2 separate regions of the Mus musculus genome follow, and region 2 is linked to region 1. The links are chromatin contacts, found by Hi-C or POLR2A ChIA-PET in ENCODE. All regions are on one chromosome and are shown on one strand. Each heading gives the region's core, a stretch centred on a gene start or an enhancer-like site at or near the end of the contact. The rest is flanking DNA. Distances are from core to core; before and after follow the strand shown. Region 1 holds the start of Shf (Src homology 2 domain containing F). Region 2 holds the start of Ctdspl2 (CTD (carboxy-terminal domain, RNA polymerase II, polypeptide A) small phosphatase like 2).

The links. A loop is a pair of places that touch in the nucleus more often than their neighbours do. ChIA-PET counts read pairs that join two places held with the same protein, here RNA polymerase II (POLR2A).
Region 2: a loop to region 1 is called in a map of heart, with 2.6 times the contacts of the local background. The contact joins the promoter of Ctdspl2 here to the promoter of Shf in region 1. A Hi-C loop is called at or near these places in 1 of 37 maps with a recorded cell type or tissue (heart). POLR2A ChIA-PET finds 5 or more read pairs at or near these places in 1 of 5 experiments (embryonic stem cell).

The regions. Positions count from the first base shown.
Region 1 is chr2:122,366,614-122,371,917 of GRCm38, reverse strand. It overlaps Shf (Src homology 2 domain containing F), which reads left to right and starts at 2,771. Exons shown (of 7, transcript NM_001374011.1): 1 at 2,771-3,271. The coding sequence starts at 2,786.
Region 2 is chr2:121,953,025-121,958,328 of GRCm38, reverse strand. It overlaps Ctdspl2 (CTD (carboxy-terminal domain, RNA polymerase II, polypeptide A) small phosphatase like 2), which reads right to left and starts at 2,328. Exons shown (of 13, transcript NM_212450.4): 1 at 1,712-2,328. It overlaps Mageb3 (melanoma antigen, family B, 3), which reads left to right and starts at 2,237. Exons shown (of 1, transcript NM_008545.2): 1 at 2,237-4,558. The coding sequence starts at 3,110. The coding sequence ends at 4,102.

The DNA.
Region 1 (5,304 bases), core at 1,522-4,021:
CCAACAGAAAAGCTGCTCTGCCTGCCTGCCTTTGTATGCTCCTGGTCATTCATAGACATTTTATGCTGAAGTAATAGCAGGCTTAAGTTCTGGATGCATATGGCCTTGGGTAGGCTCTCATTCAGGACCGCTAGCTTTGCTATAGTAGAGTTACCCTACATCCCTGTGTCCTAGTGAGCTACACTTTTACCTTATCAATTATAGCCTTATTGGGGACCCCTAAGGAAGCACCTTGTGGTCTCATTTGGGTCTCTTAGCAACTCTTTGAATGTCATAACTTCAAAACCCTCTAAAATCCTATATATGATTATTGTAAAAAAACAAAACAAAAAAAAAAAACGAAAAAACAGACAAAAACATAAAAAGCAGTGAGCACGACTCTCGAGGAGTCTTCCACAGCCTGGACCCACACTTGGAGACGTCCTGCTTCTTCAGCACTTTAAAGCCTACACTCACGCTTTTGGGTGTATCTTTTCTACTGGAAGCTTCTTTTTCTCTCAGCATTTATCTTTAAGCCTATATTAAAATAACTTTTAAAACTATTTATTTTTATGTGTGCAGGTATTTTTGCCTCTGTGTGTGTGTGCGTGTGTGTGTGCATACGTGTGCATGCACATATACACAAGATTCCACAGAAGCTAGAAGGTATAGGAGCTCCTGGAGCTGGACTTGCCTGCCGTGGGTGCTAGGACCAAAGTCAGTCCTCTGGAAGAGCATTTAAGTGCTCTTAAGTCATCTCTTCAGCTCCCACTTTTTTGGTTTCTGAGAGACACTCCCAAGATGAATTGGAATTCATTAAGGGACTCCTGCTATAGCCTCTGAGAGCTAGATTATAGGCATATCCACTGCATTTAGTGTTTTGTCTCCTGCCTCTGCCTTCAAAATGCTAGGATTGAAGTGGTGTACCACCAGGCTCAGCAATTGCAGGTTTGTTTTTGTTTTGTGAGACAAAAATTCAGGCAGCCCAGGCTGGCCTCAAACTCAACAAGACATTGTCCTTGAACTCCTGATCCTGTGGCTTCAACTTCCCAATTACTAGGATTATGGGTGTATATCATGTGTCAGTCACTGCTTTATTGCTATAAGGAGACATCAAGACCAAGGCAACTTATAGAAGGAAAGAATTCAATGTCGGACTTGCTTATAGTTTCAGAGGGTTAGTCCATTACCTTCATGGCAGAGAGCAGGGTGGCAGGCGGGCGGGCAGGCAGGCATGTTGCTGGAAAAATAAGTAGCTCAGAGCTTTACATCACGATCCACAAGCATCAAGTAGAGAGGAGGTGGGTGGAGACTAGGCCTGTAATGGGCTTTTGAAACCTCAAAGACCACCCTCGGTGACTCCAACAAAGCCACACTTCCTCCAACCAGGCTACACCTCTCAATCCTTAACAAACGTATGGGGACCATTCTCATTCAAACCACCACCACCACCACCATCACCACCACCAGAATCACTTTATATTTTTTAAGCAAATACCAGTAGTGTGGTGGCGCACACCTGCAACCTCAGAACTTGCCTTGGGAAAGCTTGAGCAACAGGATTGCCATGAGTCTGAGCGGAGGCCTGACTGCAAGGTGACTACAGAGCAAGGGCTGTGCTCAGATCGCTCATCACCCTTAATTTGCATGACAACAACCCCTATCACCCTTTCTAAGATAGGACAAGGGCGTGGTCTTGGCCCAGGAGTTGGCAGTCCATTGCCTTTCCCATCCCCTCCCATTGGGTGAGTGAGGAGACCTTCTCCTGTGGGTTAGCTACAATATCCTCAGGAACCTGTCATCTCTATGCTCACCGTTGCATCAGTAGTTAGTATTTTAAACTGTATATTCTGGAATGTAAACCTCTTAGTTTCTCTATTATACCCCATGAAGTGAGGGGAGAAGGAGGGGAGAGGGAGGGGAGGAGGGAGGGGGAGGAAGGGGGAGGAGGGAGAGGGAGAGATGCTGGCCTTCAGGGCTACAATACTTCTGGTGAACCTGCTTCCTTTCTAAGACAAAATTCCAGGCTCTTAGGCATCATCATCGGAGCCCTGAGAAGGTAAGGGGCTGGTGATTGACAACATTAGACCTGTTTCTCGCTTGATTTATTGATCTGTCTGTTTCTATTCTGTCACAGACAGATTGACAAACCCAGGGTGGAGCTTGAGGGATTTCCACAAGAAAGCAGGGCAGCTGTGAGGGCTGCGTGGGCCTGCTGGGGGCCGGTGTAAGCGTGGATGGGGATTGTTTGTGCGAGGGTTGTAAGCATTTGAAGCTGGCGGTTGGGTGTGGAAACATCGGAGCAATGGGTGTCTCTGGAGAACTGATTGCATGCCACGTGAGAAGTTTGCCTGGATAGAAAGGCAACCTAGGTTTGGGTGTGAGTTAAGGGATAGGAAGAGGTAGGCGGTACTCCCAAGGTGAGGGCAGTAATAGGCGCATCTGAAGAGCAGCGTCTTCGAAAATGTTTGGGTCTTTGGGTTTGGGGGAAAGGAATCAGGATGAGCAGGATGTGCCTGGGGACTCATCTTCCCGCGTCTGACACAAACTGGGAGGTGCAAAGAGCAGATGGGACTAGAGAGCGCCCCACAGGAGCACGGGTAACGACATGTGGAGGACTCACCCTCGGCGCAGTTGCTTCCCGCATCCCATCTACTCCTCTCAGAGTCCTCGGGTCCCCGTTAGGCAGCGGGCTCCTCCCCTCGTGTCACTGACGACGAGCCCCGCCCCTCCCGCCGGCGCAGCTCCGCCCCCTCTCGCCCCGCCCCCGCCGCCCGCGGTCTGCTCGCTCAGTTGGGAGGGCCCCATGCTACTGAGCGGAGCTCCTCCTACGGGCTCCGGCCCGGGGCCGAGGGCGCAGGGCAGCGCGGGGGGCGGCCCTGGGGGATCCCGCCGCGGGGCTGGGGGTGCGGGGACCGGCCCGGGAGGGGGCGGCAGCGGTGGAGTCGCAAAGTGGCTGCGGGAGCACCTGGGCTTTCGCGGGGGCGGCGGTGGAGGGGGCGCCAAACCCGCCCCCCCAGAGCCCGACTACCGCCCCCCAGCTCCCTGCCCGGCCGCGCCCCCTGCGCCGCCCCCGGACATCCTGGCCGCCTACCGGCTGCAGCGAGACCGCGACTTCGAGGACCCCTACTCCGGGGGCCCGTCCGCGTCCGCCGCCCTTTCCACCCCTGCGGTCCCTGGCCCCACTCCGCCCCCGCGCCACGGCTCACCCCCGCACCGCCTCATTCGGGTCGAGACCCCCGGCCCCCCAGCACCCCCTCCGGACTCCGGACCCCCTGCCAGCAGCGACAGGGTGAGTGCTGCGCCGGGCGTGGGTGTCCAGGAGGGGTGGTGGTCTGAGGTCTGGAGATTTAGGGAGGGACAAAGGTGGCTTGGCTGGGACTCAGCCTTTCGCAGTCAGTATTTCTAGTTGACATAAGCTTAGTCCCTGACACGGGGGCTCAAATTTTAACCCCTTTGTTAGCTTCTCCACCGACTAATCTGAGTCCCCAAACTCTGCCCTGTTTCCTGTTAGGGCCCGAGGACTAGGGACGACCTCCCTCAATGGCTCTGTCCTCAGCTTTGCAACCCGTCCAACCCTGATCCTGGAACCTTTTTTCTAACGGGCATGGAGAAGCACCCCTCCCTTCCCTTTGCCGGTTTATGGCCTTTGTGCCCTCTCCGGAGCAGCAGCTCCTCTGCCCTTTGATCTCTTGACTCTTCCCTCCACAAAGCTTTTCTCTCCCCCTCCTCTTCCCCTTCTCCTTCCTCCCACCTCCCACCCGGTCCTGGAGTCCAGGCATCTTTGCAGGTCTGAAGCCCAGAAAGGGGCTGAAAACTAAGATTCTTCCGTGAACACAGCGAGCGCTGGCCTTTGCCTTTCCCAGTGGGATTAGGGGGGGGGGGGGACTGTTGTACTCCGGATGCCAAGATGGGCAATGTCCAGCTCTTCCTGAAGAAATTCACCCCTGGGGTACAGGCGCACTCCTTCCAGTGTTCCCCCAAGTATGAGGACACTCGGTGGTCAGGACCTGTTGCCCAGTTAAGGCCGAGTGATGGGGTTCATTCATTATCTCCTCTCTCTAGGCTTTCCTCTTTCTCAGTCCATTCTGAGAGAGACTGGATCTGCAGGCCCTGGAGGAAGACTCCCAATAGTTTGTCTCTCAGGACATCTACCTTCCTTCTTAATTCCAGTTTTATCCTGTCCTGGATGATAAACAGCTGAAAGCCATCCTTAGTCTCCCTGAATGGGAGGTAGGAGCTACCCCAGCTCTGTTGCCTTCCTCATGTCTGAGAACTCATTCCTCCAGGGCTTGCTCATCTCTCCTCAGTAGAGATCTTTATCTGATTAGAGAGCAGTTAATGTCTGAATCCTCAGGTTTCAGAATTGGGCTTTTTCCGCCAAAAGATTGCTGTCCTGGTAGGCTTGCTGGATAAGAGGTGTGTTGGGGTCAGAACAAGAGCCCCAGATGTGTGAATCATTTCCCCCATGGTTCTTGCCATAGAGCATGGCTGACCATGCCGGCTCATCATGCTTAAGCTGAAGAGGGAGGTCCAAGGGCACTTCTCCCAGGCTGCCTGCAGTCTCCTTCCTAATTGCCCTGGTGTTATGGTGAGACGGTGGTATGGCCCTGTCCTCCCCGTGGACCAGTCTCCTCCTCCCTGGCCACTGGCTGTTGGCCCATGGTCTAAGCTGTCCTTGGCTATTTTCCTTCCTGTAGTGGCTTAGAATGACCTAACAGGCTGCCCACCACACTGTGGGCTCCTCCAGGAAAACATCCTTTTTTTTTTTTTTTTTTTTGGTCAGTTCTCTGTCTCCAAAGTGTCTGACCCAGTGTCCTGAAATGGTGCGTATCCATTAACAGGGTGGCTTAAGGGTCAGGGCTTCCCAAGGCATGGCTTTCCTTTCCTTTTTTTCGAAGGAAGGAGCAGTAGCCCTGTGCACAGACCCTCAGACCCCTCCTGCCAAGACTGTCTGGTCTGTGCTTCAGTTGGGTCCGCTCTGACCTGTGGGGGAGGGGATGCTCAAGAGTGTCTGAGTCTCTTGCCAGCCAGCCATGGAGGCAGGAATGAAATCCGACAGGCTCTCCCAGGAGCCACACAATCTGTGCTTTCTTTGGTGTGTGTGATAAAAGGATCCAGGATGTAGCATCTGAGCTGTCCCATGGGCTGACCTAGGCTCCTCGTTATTCAGAAATCAATCAACTCCCAACCATCTAGGAACAGAATTTGAGAGATCCCAGAGTATTCCCCGAGGAAAAGCGAAGCCAGACAAGGTACCTGACTGAGCTCTTAACCCCAAACCCGGGTGGTCAGACACCCGCAGGGCCTACTGAGTGTACAGTG
Region 2 (5,304 bases), core at 1,079-3,578, 410 kb after region 1:
TCACAAAACAAAAATTAAACAAAAAAAGAATATAGGGTCTAGTTGAATGTAGTACAATACTGATTCTGCTACCTATAAACTAAATTTTATCAAAAAACCTACCCCTAAAACATTGTTAAAACACAGAGAAAGCCTGCACCAGACATAATTTATCCCAATTCTTCTGAGTAACATAATTGGTCCCATTTTAAAATGAAATGACTCAACAAGGACTCAGGCTGTCTAAACTTTCACTCCCCAAACCCCGAAATCAAGCAGCAGTGAGGAAAGAGCAGTGAGGCCCAGGTCACTCCTAAATCTACTTCATATAAGAGCTATGTTTACCTTGACTTTCTTTATGACCTTGGGCTAAGTCTTTCAAATAAAAACTATAATGTTTGCATGTGCCTGCTTATTACTGAAATTTAATCCTAACATGTGAACAGCAAGTGAAGTACTTTAGGCTGCACCTATGAAGCAGAAGGCTACTGAGTGAGAAACATTAACTAATATGTAATATAAGCCATGTTTTAATCTTCCGTTTTATTCCAGGGGAGAAAACACCTATAATGCCCCAAACTCGACATGACCAAACCATTGAAAAAAAATTGAGAAACTCTATTAAAAAAAGAAAAATCAAAACAAAAGCCAGTAAAAACTAGCTTCCACATGCCATGTCACTGCTTTTATAGAGATAATTGCTGGACCACAAACACAAATGTGTAGCTTGGCATTTCATGAATCAAAGTAACAGGCAATCTACAATCTAAAACATGTAGATAAGCCTATCATTTCAAGGCACTAATTTGTATATGGATGTAACCGTAATCTTGGTATTGTCTTAGTAGCATGAGAAAGATAACACTCCCTGCCTTGCCTTGGAGTAGCATCTAAGAATACTCATGTCAGGAGCTTAGGGTAGTTTCCTGGCAGTATCTCAGTAGGTTTCTCCGAGGTACTCTGAGAGTGCCTAACGTCATTCACACATCCAGCTACCACTAGGGCGAGAAGTAAATAAACACTATTTATTTATGCAATTATTTATCACAGAATCCTGGTCAAGAACGCAAAGGTAAACTCATACGGACTTACCCAACGTAAACAACATGCTAAATAGAATTAAGATTCACCCTTAACTAACCACTACGGAAATCAGAGGCCTCCTACACACGCTGGTTTTTACTACCACACTTGACTTTAAAAAGTAGTAATGTCAACTCAACATTTTAGCAGTACAGAAAACGACAGAAGCTCCAAGAACCTCTTTCCAGATTCTCAAAGGATGTCTGTAAGAGCTCAAGTAGAGAGAGCAACGCCCCCCTAATGCACCCTACAAGAATGAAATACCAAAAACATTACGTGGGCCCACAAGAAGGTTCGAAAAGGCAATCTAACTTAATTAGCTATCGGGTCCACGGGGTCAGAGACTGGGAACGTGAGATGGGGTTGGGGGTGGGTAGCAAAGTGAAATCTAACCCCAGAAATCACAACACAGGCCGCAGCCTAAGAGCTGAAGCTGGCGGGAAGTGAGCTCCCTGGCCGTTCCCTGGGGAAAGTCCAAGCCAGAGCAGCTTCCACGACAGTGGACGTACAAGGCGCCAACAGTGCATGCCTACGGACGTTGCTGGAACCGCTGAGGGCTCGGCTAGAGAAGGGGAGGAGATCCCGGCAGACGGCCCTGAGAGAGGACTGAGCTTCGGAGCAACGGCAGCGTCTGGACCAAGGGAATTACCTTCACTGTGACGACAGAAAAGTGTCTTCGGGCTCCGGCGATGGTCCCGACTGCGCAATAGGTGGTGTCTTTCCCGCTTATCCCTCAGCAGCAACAGAACCAGCTCCTTCAGCCAGTCGCCATTTCCCGCCTACCGACCTGCTGCACCGCACGGACAGGGACCCGGATGGAAAGCGGCCTCCCTGCGCAGGCGCTCTGGCTCCCTCCTCCCCCGCCCGCCCCGATCCGGAGAGGCGGGAGGGAAGGAATGCGGGAGGCCTGGGCGGCAGCGGGGGAGGGGAAACCAACTTTTACTACCGTGAAGAGGCTGAAGTTTCTGCCGCCTTAGGGAACTCACCAGAGCGAATTCCTGACCAAAAGAAAAACAAGAAACAACAACAACAAAAAACAATGAAAAAAAAATGAGCTTAGGGCCCGAGGAGTTAGACTGGACTCAGCCTCCGATGGGGCTCGGAGCGTGGGGGACGTTTGTACTTCGGGGGCCTCCGTAGCGGGCTGCGGGGTGGTCGCAGGGGGAGTAGGGAGGAAAGCGTTAGCAGCGGAGGCGGGGACGCCGGGGGCGGTTTTCCCTCCCGCCGCTAACGGAACCGCCTAGAGCCGGGCGACAAGGAGAGCGCGCCCTGGCCTGGGAGGCGGGGTTTAAGAACGCGCCGCGCACCCAGCGGCCAGGGTTAGCGACTAGGCGGCGGTGGGTGGAGCCGGCGGGAAGGGGCGGTGCTAACGGCTTGGCGCGCTGGAGCGGGAGCCAGTGCCTTGCGCTCCCGATGGCCAGACCCAGCCTGGTCCCGGTGCTTTCGGAGGTTCGCGGAGTGTCCCCGAGGTTCTCTTCCTAGGTCACTTTGCTAGCGGGAGCCCCTGTTGCCCTTGGACCTATGAAGGAGACTCTTAACCCTTCCCTTCCTCGCGATGTGGGCAGTGATCCTGTACGCTTAAAACTCGAGTCTTTCAAATGGGTTTTCACACACGACTGTGGGCTCCATCTAGAATCTGGATGATTCTTAATCTTCTTGATGCTGAAACGCTTTTAATAGAGTTCCTCATGTATGATGACCCCACCAACCATAAAATTATCTTTGTTGTTACTTCATGGCTGTAATTTTGCTAGTGTCATGAATCGGAATGCAAATATGTTTTCCCATGATCTTATTCAACCTGTGGTTTGACCTCTTAAGGGTTGCAACCCACAAGTTGAGAAACACTGGTCTAGATAGCACTTTTGACTGAAATTCCAAGCTGATCTCATTATTCTATAAGAAATGCTGATTGAGACAGGAGAGGCTTGGACGCCAGTCTGAAGAGAACAATCCTAGGGTTTGCAGAAAAGAGCTTGATCCACGAGTTCGGAAGTCCTGATTCCTGCCTGTCAGCTCTTCTACTTCAGTCCTGAGCACAGTCAACATGCCTAGGGGTCAAAAGAGTAAGAGCCGCTCCCGTGCTAAACGACAGCAGTCACGCAGGGAGGTTCAAGTAGTTCAGCCCACTGCAGAGGAAGCAGGGTCTTCTCCTGTTGACCTGAGTGCTGGGTCCAGCTTCCCTGGTGGTTCTGCTCCTCAGGGTGTGAAAAACCCTGGATCTTTTGGTGCAGGTGTATCCTGCACAGGCTCTGGTATAGGTGGTAGAAATGCTACTGTCCTGCCTGATACAAAAAGTTCAGATGGCACCCAGGCAGGGACTTCCATTCAGCACACACTGAAAGATCCTATCATGAGGAAGGCTAGTGTGCTGATAGAATTCCTGCTAGATAAATTTAAGATGAAAGAAGCAGTTACAAGAAGTGAAATGCTGGCAGTAGTTAACAAGAAGTATAAGGAGCAATTCCCTGAGATCCTCAGGAGAACTTCTGCACGCCTAGAATTGGTCTTTGGTCTTGAGTTGAAGGAAATTGATCCCAGCACTCATTCCTATTTGCTGGTGGGCAAACTGGGTCTTTCCACTGAGGGAAGTTTGAGTAGTAACTGGGGGTTGCCTAGGACAGGTCTCCTAATGTCTGTCCTAGGTGTGATCTTCATGAAGGGTAACCGTGCCACTGAGCAAGAGGTCTGGCAATTTCTGCATGGAGTGGGGGTATATGCTGGGAAGAAGCACTTGATCTTTGGCGAGCCTGAGGAGTTTATAAGAGATGTAGTGCAGGAAAATTACCTGGAGTACCGCCAGGTACCTGGCAGTGATCCCCCAAGCTATGAGTTCCTGTGGGGACCCAGAGCCCATGCTGAAACAACCAAGATGAAAGTCCTGAAAGTTTTAGCTAAAGTCAATGGCACAGTCCCTAGTGCCTTCCCTAATCTCTACCAGTTGGCTCTTAGAGATCAGGCAGGAGGGGTGCCAAGAAGTAGAGTTCAAGGCAAGGGTGTTCATTCCAAGGCCCCATCCCAAAAGTCCTCTAATGTGTAGTTGAGTCTGTTCTGTTGTGTTTGAAAAACAGTCAGGGTCCTAATCAGTAGAGAGTTCATAGCCTACCAGAACCAGCATGCATCCATTCTTGGCCTGTTATACATTAGTAGAATGGAGGCTATTTTTGTTACTTTTCTAATGTTTGTTTAACTAAACAGTGCTTTGTGCCATGCTTTTTGTTAACTGCATACAGAAGTAACTGTCACTTGTCAGGTTAGGACTTGTTTTGTTATTTGCAACAAACTGGAAAACATTAGTTTTTACTAAAACATTGTGTAACATTGCATTGGAGAAGGGATTGTCATGGCAATGTGATATCATACAGTGGTGAAACAACAGTGAAGTGGGAAAGTTTATATTGTTAGTTTTGAAAATTTTATGAGTGTGATTGCTGTATACTTTTTTCTTTTTTGTATAATGCTAAGTGAAATAAAGTTGGATTTGATGACTTTACTCAAAAAAAAATGCTGATTGAAAACGTGCCGTTTTTAAAAGGATATAACTGAATTAGGAAAAATAGCCACTGCGTTCCCAGTTGACACTCCACCAAAGAAGACAGGGGTAAGACTGCATTATAGACGTGAAGTAATACGCGTAGTAGGATAGCATGTGATTATGCCAGCGACGGGGTCTGGGGAGTTTTCATAAGACTTCCCTAAGTGAGACATAGATGGGGAGTTGATTTTGTAAAAGTGTTCTTACAAAAAGGAAACAAAGGAAAATCCCAAGACAGAATCATGTTGAGCCACTATCTGTAGAAAAAGAGGGAGGGGGGATGGCCAGATAATAGCAGGTGAGGCAGAAAGGTAGACGTAGAAGCGTAGAGTGCTCTTGTAAATATTGTTTCTCCTTCAAATGTGGTGCAGGTGGGTTGTCAAGATCCTGTCAGAGCTGAGTCCTTTTGCCATTTAAATCTTACCAGCACAAAATTGGTTTCAGACTGGGCATGGTGATCATAAGGCTCAGGATTACCGAGGCAGGGGATTGAAACGTTCCAAACAGCCTAGGCTGTGCAACAAGAACCTGGCTCCAAAAGAAAAGACAAAAAGAAAGGGTAAAGAAATCTTGGAATAAAACAATGAGAGCCGATGGTATACCGAGCACAGAACAAATTGAGAGTCCATATAATCATAGGTTTCTGAAAGGCTAACTGAAAATAAAAAGTTATCTAGTGCGTATAATGGAAAGTTATAGAAGTAAAC